Regions from separate parts of the Homo sapiens genome. Here region 2 is linked to region 1. A link is a loop called in an ENCODE intact Hi-C map of the cell type or tissue named here. Cell type or tissue: adrenal gland. All regions are shown on one strand. Links, peaks and the distances in the headings refer to the core of each region. The heading gives the core; the rest is flanking DNA.

What was found. Hi-C counts contacts between places; a loop is a spot of excess contacts. Peaks named below come from ENCODE experiments on the same cell type or tissue, not always from the same donor. Only the 100,000 strongest peaks of a DNase experiment are listed, where the experiment ranks them.
Region 2: it touches region 1 in a loop (3-fold over the local background); 2 of 110 quality-filtered maps call a loop at or near these places.

The regions. Positions count from the first base shown.
Region 1 is chr10:63,697,210-63,705,132 of GRCh38, reverse strand. It overlaps LOC107984238 (a long non-coding RNA gene), which reads left to right and starts at 4,774. Exons shown (of 3, transcript XR_001747468.2): 1 at 4,774-4,850; 2 at 6,918-7,045. In adrenal gland, for the core only: no CTCF peak of the experiment used is centred there; a DNase peak (open chromatin) is centred at 4,804; H3K4me3 peaks cover 538 bases; H3K27ac peaks cover 3,541 bases.
Region 2 is chr10:63,511,137-63,519,059 of GRCh38, reverse strand. It overlaps a transcript of JMJD1C not described here. Among named protein-coding and RNA genes, the nearest start is that of REEP3, 6.3 kb to the left of the region's middle. In adrenal gland, for the core only: no CTCF peak of the experiment used is centred there; no DNase peak of the experiment used is centred there; H3K27ac peaks cover 700 bases.

The sequences.
Region 1 (7,923 bases), core at 1,937-6,936:
TGCGCTCCTCACTAAACATGTACTGAGCATCTTATTTGTGCAGGACAATGTGCTAGATGCTCTACATAAAAACATAAGATATTGTCCTTGCCCTCTAGTTACTTGTGTTGTACTTGAAACAACAGGTCACAGAAGAATGCTTTAAAATCCTATCTTAAAAATCATTAAAATAAGGCTCAGAGACTTTAGACTAATTTACCCAAAACCACAGAGATTAGAGCTTATCTTTTCTGTTTGATGGATCTCTACCTCTCGATTGATCAAAAACTTCAATACCTAATATTTGAGTAGCACAGTGTTCTGGGATGTAAAGTTCCATAGGGTACAGGCTTTATCCTCAAGAAATCTACATTTTAGTAGAATTGCAAAGACATTAAACACATAATTAAAATATTTGGTGGTATGTGATGAGCGCTTGACAGTGGAGCAAAAAGCCCAGCATAGCACTCAGGGATCATTTCCTGTGCAGGTGTTTGAAGAAGACCTGATCCCACCTCTAAGGCTTAAGCAACACTTGTGAAGACATCAACATCCTTGACTTGATTAATCTAACCTTCAACCAAGGCTGTGAGCTAGCTGAAGAAGGTTTCAGGTTTTCCCTGGTAAACCCATATAATTCTGACCAGTGATGGCAGGGAAAGTTTAAACAAGGAAGTAGTGGTGTAGGCAGTTGGCAAGAGGAGAAAAACCAGAAAGTCCTAAAGAGAAGGGAGCTTAAACAGGTACTCCAAGAACCACAGGGAGCCTCTGGAAAACCTTCAGATTCGTGATCCTTGCCCACTTGGATTCCTAAACCTGCACTCAGATTTCACCAGTAATGGGGATCAAGAGACTCAGGGTCAGATGGTGACTTTTATGTGTGTCTTGAGCCTCTTCACAATATGACCCATTCTTCTCCTTTCCATTTCCTATGCCTCCCCTCCCGCCTCACTGACCATCCAGCTCCGATCTATATGTTCTTCAACGAGGAGCTGACCTCAACAGGTTGCCTTTCCTGAGCTCCAGTGTCACTGGCTGCCCTCTGTGATTGGGCAATGTGAGGCGCAGGCTTGGGAGTGTAGAGGAGATGAGGAGTGGGAAGAAGCCTGAAGCCACAGCTCCTCCACCTTGGATGGTTTCTCAGGTGACAGACAGGTCCCTTCTCTGGCTTCAGCTCCTGCTGGGCAGGCCTGCCGTGGTTCTAGCCACTGCCAGCTGACCCTGGCTCCTGGGGCCTTACCTCTTTCACTTCTTTTTCTGTTGATAAACCCGTTTGGCTTCCAGCTTCTCCAGCACCTGTGTAAACAATTCCTGTACCCAAATTGAATTTCTTCTCTTGTAAATACTTAAAGTGGTTTCTGATTTCTTTGCTAGATCCTAATTGATACATATATACATGAAGAATTGATATATTAAATGGTGACTTGCCAAGTAGGGCAGTTACGATATTCGAGCCTAGAACACAAAGACTGTCTCCTCCTCGCCCCCAATATGCAGGAATTGCTTAGATGACTCTTCAAACAGATTTACCTCAGGAAGAACTGGGCCACCATCTGAGCAAGAGCAATCGTAATATGAATCCACTGTCCTTGAAGTGTGTTATAAGCAACCAAACACCCCATGGTTGTCATACCATTGGCTCAACTATGAAAAAAATACGAGTATGTGATGGACATGCGGTGCAGCCCATAAACTCAGTGTGCCAAGAGCTCTTGCAGTTCTTGAGTTCATTTATATTAGCAGAAGGTTTTAAAGAGGTAGTGGGAGAAGATGAAAGCAGAAATGTTTATATTTTTTAAAAAGAGGAAGGCAGAGATGAAAGTCAGAAAGAGAAGGGGCGAGAGGAGCTAGCCCATAGGTCTACTGGTGTGAGGATGATGCAATCAATTCCCAACTCAGCAAGGCATAGAAAGGGAATGAACTAGTAGCCCAAAGAGGAAGTGGGACAAGAGCTAGTTCCTCCTTCATCAGTTACCCCCATGGCTTCACAGTCTAGTGGAAATGCTCACATTTTGGAAAGGCAGATATTCTTAGACAAATACAAGTTGAAAACTGCACTTCACATAAACAAAGAATGATTTGCAGATTGACTTCCTTGTTACCAATTCAAATATAAAAAGCCTCTCTCCTTTAGCATATATAGTAAAGGATGGCTTACATACTAGATTTCTTCTGTTGCCTGGATTATAAATTATGAAAAATTACACAAATTATATATATATATATATAGTACACACAGTGTAAGCATATATACAAAAATATCTATATATACAAAAATTATACAAATTCTAGAATTATACAATTTCTAAGCCATTAAACCAAATGTTCTATGCCCCATCTTCCAGGACCTGTTGTTTTTTTAAACAAGCCTAAATACACATACACCCTCCAAACACTTCTCGAGATATTTTAAATAAACTCATTTTATTAAATCAAGCTGAGATTTTTTATTTTTATTTTTTTAGAGATGGGGTTTTGCTATGTTGTAGACACTGGTCTCAAGCATCTGGGCTCAAAGGATCCTTGGGCTTCACCCTCCTGAGTAGCTGGGACTACAGGCGCACACCACTGCACCCAGTGTGGTTTTTTATATTATATATTCACCTGCATTGTTCCATGAAAAATGTAATATAAATGCAAGCACATGCTGCAGATGCTAAATTAGAAAAACATCTGTGCTTTTTACATCATCCTGCCTTAGAAAGAAGGCACCCAGGACAATCCCAGCAGCTGGCACACTCTACGTGGTGTGCTCATTACCACAAGTAAATAAAGTCAGTAAATTACTGGCAGAGCACAGGGGGCATGATGAGATTAGGAAATAACCCTTTCATCAAACTCTCTGCACATTGCATATTGCCTGGGCAAAAAGCAAATAATGATGATCAATGGGGAATTAATATTTTAGTCAAAGAGGAATGGAGATGAATATATACTATAAATTATTAACCAGCACTTGTACTCTATCCCCTTGGCACAGCATGAAATAGGCTTCTAAAGAAACAGGATACATATCTTCTACTTACTTAGCAATGTTTTCTTCAACCAATGAATAATATTCATAAAGATGCAAATCTCTAAGACATTCAAGAGAAAAAATATATACCTGAATTTCTCTACCTTTCTGTAAGAGAATGTAAACCAAACATAAATATTCTTATGCTTATACTTATATAAATAGATATGTTTTATGTGATATGTCCATAAATATTACTGTGCTATAGCAGAGAAACAGTCATTGGGCTGGAAATTGAGACGCATCAGTTCTAGCTCACCCTTGGCTATGACCGGCAGTGACATTTTAAACTCTCTGGGCCTTTGTTTTCTCAACATAAAATAAGGGGTTAGATCAGAGATGACCTGGAAGAACACTTTCCACTTTCAAATTCTTCATAAGGGCCTTATAATGAGCAACATGTAAGAAGGACTTGGAAAAAGTGAGGTGGGCTCCAGCATAAAAATGAAAAACATTATATAAAAATTGCCGGCGAGGTGCGGTGGCTCATACCTGTAATCCCAGCACTTTGGGAGGCCAAGGCAGGTGGAACACTTGATGTCAGGAGTTCAAGACCAGCCTGGCCAACATGGGGAAACCTTGTCTCTACTAAAAATACAAAAATTAGCCAGGTGTGGTGGTGGGCACCTGTAATCTCAGCTACCTTGGGAGGCTGAGGCAGGAGAATTGCTTGAACCCAGGAGGCAGAGGTTGCATTGAGCCAAGATTGTGCCACTGCACTCCAGCCTGGGTGACAGTGCGAGACTCCATCTCAAAAAAAAAAAAATGCCAATTATTGAAGCCAAGGAAATATATACTGGTACAGGAGAAAAAAGATATCTATATCTATATCTATATCTATATCTATATCTATATTTATATATACAAACACATAATCATATACATATATAAATTGCTACTCTCTTAATAAAAAAATTATGAACCAATAATTGTACACATAAGCAAAGGAGTTCTGTATTTGCATAGTATCATGAAAGTTACACAGGGAATAATTATTCAATCATTTGCACTGAAAATCTGAGAAACAGTAATACTTGAAATATTGAGCAATCATAGACTTGTAATTTCCTGAATATGCAATTCTAATAAACAAAGGGGAAGGCAGCATTCACTACATGCTTTAGAAGAGCCTAAAATTAATTACTTGGTTACTGTTTGCCAAAAGCCCACAACAGGAAAACATAATATTCTTTATAATACAAAGTAGGCTGTGATGAGGCTACTTATAGGGAGGTATTCATAAGCTCAAGAGAACACAGAGGAGGGGTGACGGGAACCATGAGAAGAGAAATCACTCTAATTGTTTAGGATTCATTTTGAAAAATAAGGAGAAGCCTCTGAATGACCTCTGTGGCACAGGAAACAGTTTGTGCTTTTGGAAGAAATCCAGTAGATGTCAGAGCTTAAAGAAGTTTGGAGATCATCTAGTCTTATCTTTCCATCTTAGAGATAAAGAAATGAAGGCCAGAAAGGGTATCTAGTTTGCCCTGTGCTAAGTATTTGGCAGAGTTAAACTAGAAATAGTCTTCTAACTCCCAATCCAGCTTGCTTTTCCTTACTGCCTCCCTTTTCTCTGTGTAGGTCCAAAACAAATCCTTTCCTCACGGATTTATGGCAATGGTCCTCCTGGGATGAATAGAATATACTGTTACTTCTCCCTCCCTGAGAAGTTCTTCCCAACCCATAAAGTTTTTCCCAAGCTGACTAATGCTTTGCTTGGTCAGAATTGTTTTTGAGCCATCGTTCTAAATATCATCTCCCAGCTGAGTGATCTGAGACTCAAACTATTCATACCCACTGACATTACTGTGTTACTCCCGGGACTGCAAGAGCCAGCCTGGCCTGTGTGATGGAGGTTAGTGACTCACTGACCAAGTATCGTACAAGGGAATATGATCTCTCAGAAGGGCTCTAGGTTTTGATGTTAGGTGGCATATAAATCTCTCTGTATCTCAGTTTTCTTGTCTGTTACCTAGGGACAAATATTTATTTAAATTTTCTAAGACTGCAGACATAAAAAATAATTGTTAATGGTTTTAATCTGATTTCATAGACACAACTTTGATTCTTCAAGCAGGAAGCAGATCTTAAAAATTATCTAGTTTATTTCCTCTTTTCACCAGAGAGGGGAAAAAAAGATAAGAAAGATTTTGATTTGTTCAACATTACCCAGCTGGATGGTTTTAGAGTTGGAAAAACTGAGCCTTTTGACAAGCAGTTCACTGCTTTTGGCTCTATGCCCTGCCCCATTGCTCACCCTATTCAGAGTTCTTTATAAATGGGACTATCTAGAATTTGTAAAATAATATACTCATATCGAGTCTTGGTGAGATCCAAGATAGTGGTCTCCTATGCTATCAAAACAGTTATCCATCTCCCCCCAAATTAATGTTGTTTTTTGTAAATTATGTGGTAAGCCATACCATATAATTTCAGATATAGAAACATATTGGGGGTCATCTCCTACAACCTAACAATTCTGAGATGGTCAAGCTGGGTCATGATGAACAAGGAAGTGAGGAAGAGGAGGAGCTCACTGTACTAAAATTGTGCTTTATAAAGCTGGAGCTTCACCAACACATAGAGGCAGTGCTAACTCCTCCTCTCCAAGTTCTCCTTCTACAAGGGAAGTTAGTAGACCCTCTCCTCTCCACTTCCACACGTAGCACTCAAACTTCAGGTTACTTTTTGGTGATTTGCTTCAGGCTCCTAATCACCTGACAATACCTGGATGAAAGTGACAGGTGTGGAGAAATAGACCCAAGGCCTCAAGGGTCTAACTCGCCACTGGCACTGGTCATTCGTTGGTACTTGCCTGAGGGCTGTTCCCCTCAAAATCACTCAGCTCTGATATTCTCTTGAAGTATAACTTCTACTTTACCAGCCTCTGCTGTGCTGTGCAGGAAAACAGCTTAAAATAACACAACTGGAAATGGATTCTGAAGGACCCAGAGGTTTGCAACTGGGGTGAGGGGAAGAAGGAAGCCAGGAAGAGAGCAGGACAGTTGCTAGCTGTCCATGGAGACTTTGGGAAGAGCAGGGTAGTATAGAGTGGAAGCGCCTTGGAGGAGACAGGAGGAATTACACTATTTCCCCATTGCTACATTGGGCTCAGAGACCAGCACTGCTTCTTAAACCACTCTCTGGACAAAACGATAACAACATTTCAAAATAAGAAAAGAAGGATTCTTCTCCAAGACAGGAGTCATTTCACAGGCCTGAAGCCAGACCACACTGAAGCTCCATCTGCAAAACTAATGGTTTTCCCTGACATTTTAAACAGCACAATTTAATGGCTCAGTGTTTCATTTGACATTTAAGAAGTTATCCATCTCCAAGAAGTTTATTGGCAAATCTTCTCCATTTCAGGAATTAGCAATATGATGTGCATATGAACACATCTACAAGAGGGGTCCAAAAAGCATCTTTGCAAAGGAAGCCCAGGACACGGTGAATGAATTGTTACTCATGCAGAGCAAGATCAGCCCCTTACCTCAGGCCCTGCCAGTGCACCTTCGTAAAGCACTTCCCCTTTCTGTTAACCAGCCTCCTCACAAGAAGAAAAATCATAGTCCCTGCTTTAGTAAACTGTTGTAGTTAAGAAGATGGAAAGAGAGAGGATTAAATGACTTGGTTCAGGCAGTGAAGAAGCAGGTATTCAGGAGCAAGACTGGCTGTGTTAGAATTGTGGCTACTCTGCTGCTTACAAGCTGTGTGACCTTGGGCACATTGCATAACCTCTCTTTGGCTTGGTTTTCTCGTTTCCAAAATGGGGATAACAATAGTACCTATCTCAATGAGTTGTTAAGATGATTAAATGAGTTAATATTTATAAAGTTCTTAGAACAAGCTGACAGAATAAGTGCTGTAAAAGTATTTGTTAGCAAATCATAAATAACATATGTGTATTAACTTTTTTCAGATCATTTGTGTACTCATTCTCACTATATGTGACTCAGGCTGAAGTCAATCAATGTATCGCATTTCTCCTGGCCCCGGTGATTGCTTTGTGGATGGCACCACGGTCTCAATCAGAGCCAACAGGATGATGTGAGTCTACTTCTGGGATTTCTGGGAAGGAGATATTGGTTCTTTTTTACTGGACTTAAATCTTAGAGGATACAGAGCCTAGAGCAGCTTGCAACCATCTTTTAACTATGAGGGAAGAACCTATCCGAGAATAGGAGAGTGGAACAGATCCATGACAGAGAAATCATGCTCTGTTGATGTTATTTGGGCTGTTGGACCGTGGGATGCCTGAAACCAAACCTTCTAGATTTCTCAATTACATAATTACTCCATTTACATTTTTCCTTTTCCTTAAATGAATGTCTGCTGGGCTTTTCTTGAGGTTGTTGTTTGTTTGTCTGTCTTTTAATCACTTGCAACTGAGAGACAACAAACTGGTGCAATTTACAACATGTCTCCAAGCCCGCAGTAAGTATTGTGGCCAAGGCAGAGGTATTGTTGCTGAGGCAGAGGCGATAAGATGGTCTCCGCACTCAGGGAGCATGGACCTTCCATCTTAGAAATACAAAAAAATTGTACCCTCATCAGCACTGAAAATATCAAGTTCTGGCTTTGTGATTTTTTTAAATCAGGTCAATTCACTTTTCCCAGTCTCAGTTTCCTCACCTGAAAACATGGAGACCGGACTAAGTAATCCTTATGAACTCTTTCAGCTTAAAATTTTATAACTGTGACTTAAATTAAGTTCTCCTTGGCTACCTTCAAGATTTCTCTGAAGCTCAGTTTTTCCATTAGCTACAAGGCCAAGGAGAATAATTTCAAAAGAACGATTTGTTTGTTTTCTGGTTATTGGACATTTTTAAGGGGAAAAGTGGAAAGGAGTGGAGTGGAGTCAACCTGGTGATGATTTCTATGAGTTTTTGTTTGTTTGTTTTGAGACGGAGTCTTGCTCTGTCACC
Region 2 (7,923 bases), core at 1,672-6,671, 190 kb after region 1:
CATTGAGTCATTCTGACAACTTAAAAAGCCATATAGCGTTTATTCCCTTTTGGTACCATGGAAAGTGAGGTTTAGAGAAGTTAACTCAACTGGCGGGTGATCACATAGGTCATTGGTAACAGAACTGGAGATCTAATTCATGCTTCCCAAGCTTGTTTACATTATACTGGGATAGATAGCGGAACTGTGTTTAAGGCGGTGGGTCCAGCTTGGTGTTGCCCTCCAAGGGGAAACTGGAAGGCATTTTTTAGATTGTTGTAATGATTGGAGCTAACAACTTGCATTTGTTGAGTGAAGGCTAGAGAGGTGTGGGACAGTCCTGAACAAAGTGTCCCCATGTCTTGCATGATTTAAGAATATCTGCCTGACTTTCATGTAGTATTTGTAATTATCAAAGCCTGGAACCTCCATCTTGCATCATGATTTTAACTGAGACTGAATTTTAACTGAGTCTGTTTCCACATGCAACGGTTATGTGAATTGAAGGAAGATTGTTTTGTTCACAACTTGACCAAGAATTGTTTACAGTTTTGGAAAATTGTATCACAAACAGCTCTGCATTCATAGATATATTCAGCTACTAGTTACTTCTTTAAGTCTTCTAGTGTAGTTTTGCCCCACGTCGAAATATATGTTATTATAAATCATTTTCATGTCTCTTTTCCACTCTTATTTAGGGTATATGGATTTGTTTGAAATTGTAGGAATATTGTTATTTTGTTTCAGGGTGGTAAAGCAGAAGTTGGAAAATATTTTATGCAAGGGGCACATTGAATCTGATGTGGTTGAGAACTGTTGATCTAAAGTAAGAGTAACTTCATCTGAGAAGAGTCTCTCATGAAAAGTGCCCAGATTTTAGTGGAGGGTGTTTATAATTTCTGTGTATTGGACTGTGTCTCAGATACACAGAAATCTGCCAAATTTATTAGCAGATAGTTGAGATTTGCTAAGAAATAAGTGGCCATTATGCTGGGTGCGGTGGCTCATGCCTGTAATCCCAGCACTTTGGGAGGCCGACAAGGGCAGATCACTTGAGGCCAAGAGTTCGAGGCCATCCTGGCCAATGTGGCAAGACCTCATCTCTACTAAAAATACAAAAATTAGCTGGGCATGATGGTGCACACCTGTAATCCCAGCTACTTGGCAGGCTGAGGCAGGAGAATCACCTGAACCTGGGAGGCGGAGGTTGCACTGAGCTGAGATTGCACCACTGCACTCCAGCTTGGGTGACAGAGTGAGACTCTGTCTCAAAAAAAAAAAAAAAAAAAAAAAAGTGGCCATTAGATAAGTACTTCACTGTATAAGATAAGGTGCTAGGGGCACTGGGAGAAAAGGAAATATAGTACCTTCTGCCTAGAAGCTTTTATAGTGTGGTCTCTTGGAGTGCTTGAAATCATTTCTTATATAGAAGATATGATTTCTTTAAGTACTGAACTTAATTTTGATTTTATACATATATCACTAATATTCATACATTGTGCTATATAAAGCGCATCCTTCATTGTGTTCTGCAAAGACACTTTTCTTCTCTGAGGAAGGCAATGTATTTAGGGCAAAGGACATTCTCACAGGAGACCTAGTTCTACTACCGGTAATAGGATGTTTGGTAAATCACACTGTATGTTTCCTGTTGAATATGGGGATGATACTGTTATGAAGATCAAAAATAAGAGGCTTTAAAATCTAAGGGTAATTAGACTGTTAAAAGCATTGGTTTCTCTTTTAAATATTAGTTTTCCTAGGAGATATGTGGAATGTGCATCTTCTGCATGTTAAAAGAGTTCATTTATTAGCAGAGCAACAGAGACTAAGAAAGTACCTAGGAGAGCAGGTAGTGAGAGCAGAATTAGAGGGTACAAAGATAATGTCTGATCGCTGTAATTATTAATGAGAATGCTAATGAGACTGAATACTAGGTCACCTTCGCATTTCTATTAAGAGAGCATTTTCAGTGGCTAAAAAATATATTTATTTGGAGAAAGGCTAAAATTACTAAATGAGTCTGTCTTTCATAGTTGTTTAGAAAATAGGGGGAGAGAGAGGATCTTAAGAAGACTGACATAACAGAAGAAAGCTGTTCTTTTTCTGTCTGCTGCTAGATGGATACCTCTTTTCTCTCAGGCAGTCGCTTATGGAATTATGGTTACAACAGAGGTTCAGTTTGGCTTCAGAGATTGAATGATAATGAAATGATACTGAAAATACAATGATCAGATAGCAATAGAATAAAAAGATTAGGTTCTGATTAAGTATTCACTATAGGTATTGGTAGAAAAAGATGGTGACTAGCTGACAACACAAAAAGTAAAATACATCTGTGATGGCTGGATCTGGGAAGCACACACAGTAAGAAATTGACATTATCTGAGATTCTTACACATTTCCAGTAGTAGCCTTAACTATAACAATTAAGGATTTAGACAGAAGCTTTTGTTTTTCCTTCATGGTAAAATATGGTTTTGTGTTTGACCATGTTAAGTGGCAGAGAAACATCTAGTTTAAGATAATTGAGGTACTTTTACTATTTATTTAAAATAGAATAGATTAAATCAGGGTTTTAAGCTCAAGATAGACTTATGATTTCAGGTATTCAGGTGCATATGGGGTTGTGGTATAATTTGCCAAATCTGAAATATTTGATAATGACATCATGTCTAGTAAGCAGAATTTCAACAGATTTCTGTTGATGTCTTGAGTGATAATTCAAAGCACGTGGAATAAATTTAAAAGGGAACAGTGAAAAATTAGTCTTTTTTTCTTCCCTGTTTCCAGCTACTCAGTTCATTTCACAGGCAGTCTCTGTTCCCAGGTTTTTTTTTTTTTTTCCCTCAAAGTCCAGAAACATACCCAATTATTAATAGATATTTAGTCTAAGATAAAGACAGCATTTTATGGTTTTTGGAACACGATGGAATTATTCAGTAAACGATGTGACAACCAGCCAGCCATTTAATAAAAACTGAAGAAAAAAAATTCTGATAGGTAGGAAATGGAAAAACTGAAAGTACCATAAAAGTACAAAAAAATAGATAAAGGTATTATATTCTTGATAGCAGGAGGACCTTTCTGTCGTAAAATCAGAAACCATAATCATAGATTTGAGTATACAAGAATTGAAACTCCTGTGCCTCCAAAACCAATATAAACAAGATTAAAAGACAGATGACAAACTAGGAAAAAATTTGTAAAACCTGACAGAGGGTTTTTTGTCTGATTTTTGGGTATATATCTTCATATACAAAGCACTCTTAAAAACTATTAAGAAGTAATCTCTGAAGACTTCCAATTTCCAGTGTAGCATGTAAGGAGCTCAGTAATTGCCACTTGGTCCTGACAACAAATAAATAACTGAACAAAATGAAGAATAGACAACACTTCTTAGATTCCTCAGATAAGTGAAGTCACAGGGCAAACCACATCCTCCAAAACTGGAGAGACAGACAGCTGGATACAGAGAATCACAACTACTGAAGCAGAAACCGAGGATCAGAAACCCCTGAGGGAACCAGTACCCGGGTAGGAAAATCTGAGCTGTAATTGAGGAGTTGCTGGAGGCTCAGTGTGGACAAGTCTGAGACCTAAAAGCTCCAGGGAGAGCCAGTCCTAAGGAAGCCCCCGTAGTTTTGTGAGATTTACTTCCTGGAGCTCTACCAGGTCCTCACAGTAAATATTTGAGAAAAATCCTCTTACGCTGTCAGCTGGAGAAGGGAGAAGTGAAACATTTTGAAATACACCAAGGTATTCTGTTCTTAACAAGGCCTGCCCTCAGGAGAAATTATTTCTCTTAGAACCAAACCTAACTGGGGAATGGGAAAAATGCAGCTCCAGTCAACTCTAGCCCTCCACATGGAGAAAAGGAAATTCCTAACTCCACCTCCCTCTAGACTTCCAGTTGTGGGAAGGGAAATAACTTCAGCCCTCTCCAGCCACCCTGTTCCATTTGAAGGGAGGAAAAAACCTGAGAAATGCTGGTGGAAGGTCACAGTCTAGAGGCACGGGCTCACCAGAGGACTGAGACCTAATCCTAGGCCTATAGAATGCTTCTCCTCCCCCATCACCCTAGTACTGCATTACAAAACACCTGTTTACTGTAGGCTTTAAAAAAAAAAATACTTAGTATTATTATGTCCACCTTTAACAAAAAATTACAGGCATACTAAAAGGCAAAAACTGTAGTTTGAGGAGACCAAACCAAACATCAGAACCATAGCTAAATATGGCAGGAATGTTGGAAATATCAGACCAGAAATTTTTTTACGTATTTTTACTTTTTTTTTAAGCTTTTATTTTAGATTCTGGGGTACATGTGTGTGGTCTGTTACCTAGGTATGTTGCATGATGCTGAGGTTTGGGGTCTGAATGGTCCCGTCACCCAGGTACTGACCTTAGTATCCCACAGTTTTTCATCCCTTCCACCCCCTCCCTCCCTCCTCTAGTAGTCTCCAGTGTCTATTGTTGCCATCATTATGTCAGTGAGTACCCAGTGTTTAGCTCCCACTTATAAGTTAGGGCATGCAGTATTTGGTTTTCTGTTCCTACCTTAATTTGCTTAGGATAATGACCTCCAACTCCATCCATGTTGCTGCAAAAGGACATGATTTCATTCTTTGTTATGTCTGCATAGTATTCCATGGTGTGTGTGTGTACTACATTTTCTTTATCCAATCCTGTTGATGGGCACCTAGGTTAATTCCATGTGTTTGCTATTGTGAATAGTGCTGTGATCAATATGTGAGTGCATGTGTCTTTTTGGTACAATGGTTTTTCTTTTGGTTGTATACCTGGTAATGGGATTGCTGGGTCGAGTGGTAGTTCTTTTAAAGTTCTTTCAGAAATGTCCAGACTGCTTTCCACAGTGGCTGAAGTAATTTACATTCCCATCAATAATGTATAAAGGTTTCCTTTTCTCTGTAGCCTTGCCAACATCTGTTGTTTTTTGACTTTTTAGTAATAGCCACTCTGACTGATGTGAGATGATAACTCATTGGGATTTTGATTTGCATTTCTCTGATAATTAGTGATGTTGAGCCTCTTTTTTCATGTTTGTTGGCTGCTTGTATGTCTTCTTTTGAGAAGTGTCTGTTCATGTGTTTTTGCCCATTTTTAAATGGGGTTATTTTATTTTATTTTATTTTATTTTATCTTTTGAGCTAGAGTCTTGCCCTGCCACCCAGGCTGGAGTGCAGTGGCGCGATCTCGGCTCACTGCACGCTCCACCTCCCGGGTTCACGCCATTCTCCTGCCTCAGCCTCCGGAGAAGCTGGGACTACAGGCTCCCGCCAACACGCCCGGCTAATTTTTTTGTATTTTTAGTAGAGACGGGGTTTCCCTGTGTTAGCCAGGATGGTCTCGATCTCCTGACCTCATGATCCGCCTGTCTCGGCCTCCCAAAGTGCTGGGATTACAGGCATGAGCCACCGTGCCCGGCCTAAATGGGACTATTTTTTGCTTCAGTTGTTTAAGTTCATTATCAATTCTGGATATGAAACCTTTGTCAGATACATGGTTTGTGAATACTTTCTCCCATTCTGTAGGTTGTCTGTTTTCTAACTTGATAGTTTCTTCTGCTATACAAAAGCTCTTTAGTTTAATTAGATCTCAATTGTCAATTTTTGTTTTTGTTGCAGTTGCTTTTGAGGACTTAGTCATAGAGTCTTTCCCAAGGTGCCAGTGCCCAGAGTGGTGTTTCCTAGGTTTTCTTCTAGGATTCTTATAGTTTGAGGTCTTACATTGAAGTCTTAAATCCATCTTGAGTTAATTTTTGTATATGGTAAAGGTAGGCATCCAGTTTCATTCTCCTGCAAATGGCTTGGCAGCTATCCCAGCACCATTTATTGAATAGGGAATCCTTTCCCCATTGCTTATTTTTGTTGACTTTGCCAAAGATTAGATGGCTGTAGGTATGTGGCTTTATTTCTAGGCTATGAATTAAAAAAAATATAGGATTAACATGCAAAAGGCTTTAAAGGAAAAAGTAGACAATATGCAAGAACAGATGGATAATGTAAGCAGAGAGATGGAAATTTTAAGAAAGAATAAAAAATAGTAAAAAATATTGTAACAAATGAAGAATTTCATTGATAGGCTCATTAGTATACTGGACTTTTAAAAATCTCTGAGCTTGAGGATATTACAAAAAGCTTCCAAAACTGGAAAGCAAGAAGAAAAATGACAGAGAAAAACTCCCTCAGAACAGAATGTGCAAGAACTGTGAGACAGCTGCCAAAGGTGCAAAATATACATAAGGAAATACCAAAGCAGCAGAAAAAAAGAAAGGAACAGAAGCAATATTTTAAGTAATAACTGAGAATTCCCCCAAATGAGTGTCAGATATCAAACTACAGATCCAGGAAGCTCAGAGAGCACCAAAGATGGTAAGTGCCAAAAATCTACACTTAGCCACACCATATTCAAACTTCAGAAAATCAAAGGTAAAGAAACCATCTTGAAAGAGGCCAGGGAGGAAAAATACCTTACCTATAGAGAAACTAAGATAAAAATTACATCCAACTTCTCAGAAATCATGCAAGCAAGAAGAGAATAGTGAAATATTTAGTGTTGAGAGAAAGAAGCCCACCACCTAGAATTTTATATCCTGCCATGTTGTGTTACCCTTCCAAAGTAAAGGAAGAATAAAGACTTACTCAAAGTGAAAATTGAGGGAATTTGTTGCAAATCCGATTTGTAAGAAATATGTATAAAAGACTTAAAGCAAAAATTGAGGGAATTTATTGCAAATCTGATTTGTAAGAAATATGTAAAAAAAAAAAGTTCAGAGAGAAGGAAAATAATATAGGTCAGAAGCTTGAATCTTAAAAACTTTTATATTCCTTGTTCATAATTGATCTGACAGATAACAGTTTGTTAAAATAATAATAGTGACCATGTATTCGATTATGCTTCTGTGGGTTTGTATATGTGTGTGTATCTATACATGGTACTTAGGTATAAGTGAAATGAATGACAGCAATGATGCAACAGATGAAAGAGTGAATTTAGGAATATTTGGTTATTATAAGGTACTTGGACTGCTTATGAAGTGGTATAGCATTGTTTGAGAGTGGACTTGAATGAGTTGTAAGTGTTTATTGCAAACTCCAGGGAAACCGCTGAGAGAAGTAAAAATTGAAAAAGAAGAAGGGGAAGGAGAAGGAAGGGAAAGATGAGAACAGTTATTCCTCAGTATACATGGGCAATTGGTTCCAGGGCTCCTTGAGTATACCAAAATCCTCACTTACTCAAGTCATGCAGATGGCCCTGTTGAACTTGTGTATACAAAACGTTGGTGCTACATATATGTAGTTTTCACATCCCACAAATACTGTATATATTTTTTTTTTTTTGAGATGGAGTCTTGCTCTGTCACCCAGGCTGGAGTGCAGTGGTGCGATCTCAGCACTCACTGCATCTTCTGCCTCCTTGGTTCAAGCAACTCAATTCTCCTGCCTCAGCCTCCGGAGTCACTGGGATTACAGGCGCCTGCCACTGCGCCCGGCTAATTTTTGTATTTTTAGTAGAGACGGGATTTCAGCATGTTGGCCTGGCTGGTCTCAAACTCCTGACCTCGTGATCCACCAGCCTTGGCCTCCCAAAGTGCTGGGATTACAGACGTGAGCCACCACGCCTAGCCAAATACTGTATTTTCTATCTGCTTTTAGTAAAAAGACATCTGCATATAAGAGGACCCATGCAGTTCAAACCCATGTTGTTTAAGGGTCAACTGTATAATCAATATGCCAAGAAAAGGGAGAAAATGAAATCATATAATGTGCTCAGTTAAAACCACAAAAGGCAGAAAAAGTGTAAAAGACGGAAATAGGAACAAAGAACAGGGGCCACACACAGAAACCTGTAATAAATATGATAGATACTAGTCCAGACTATATCAATAATCACTGTGGTTAAATATACCAATTAAAAGAC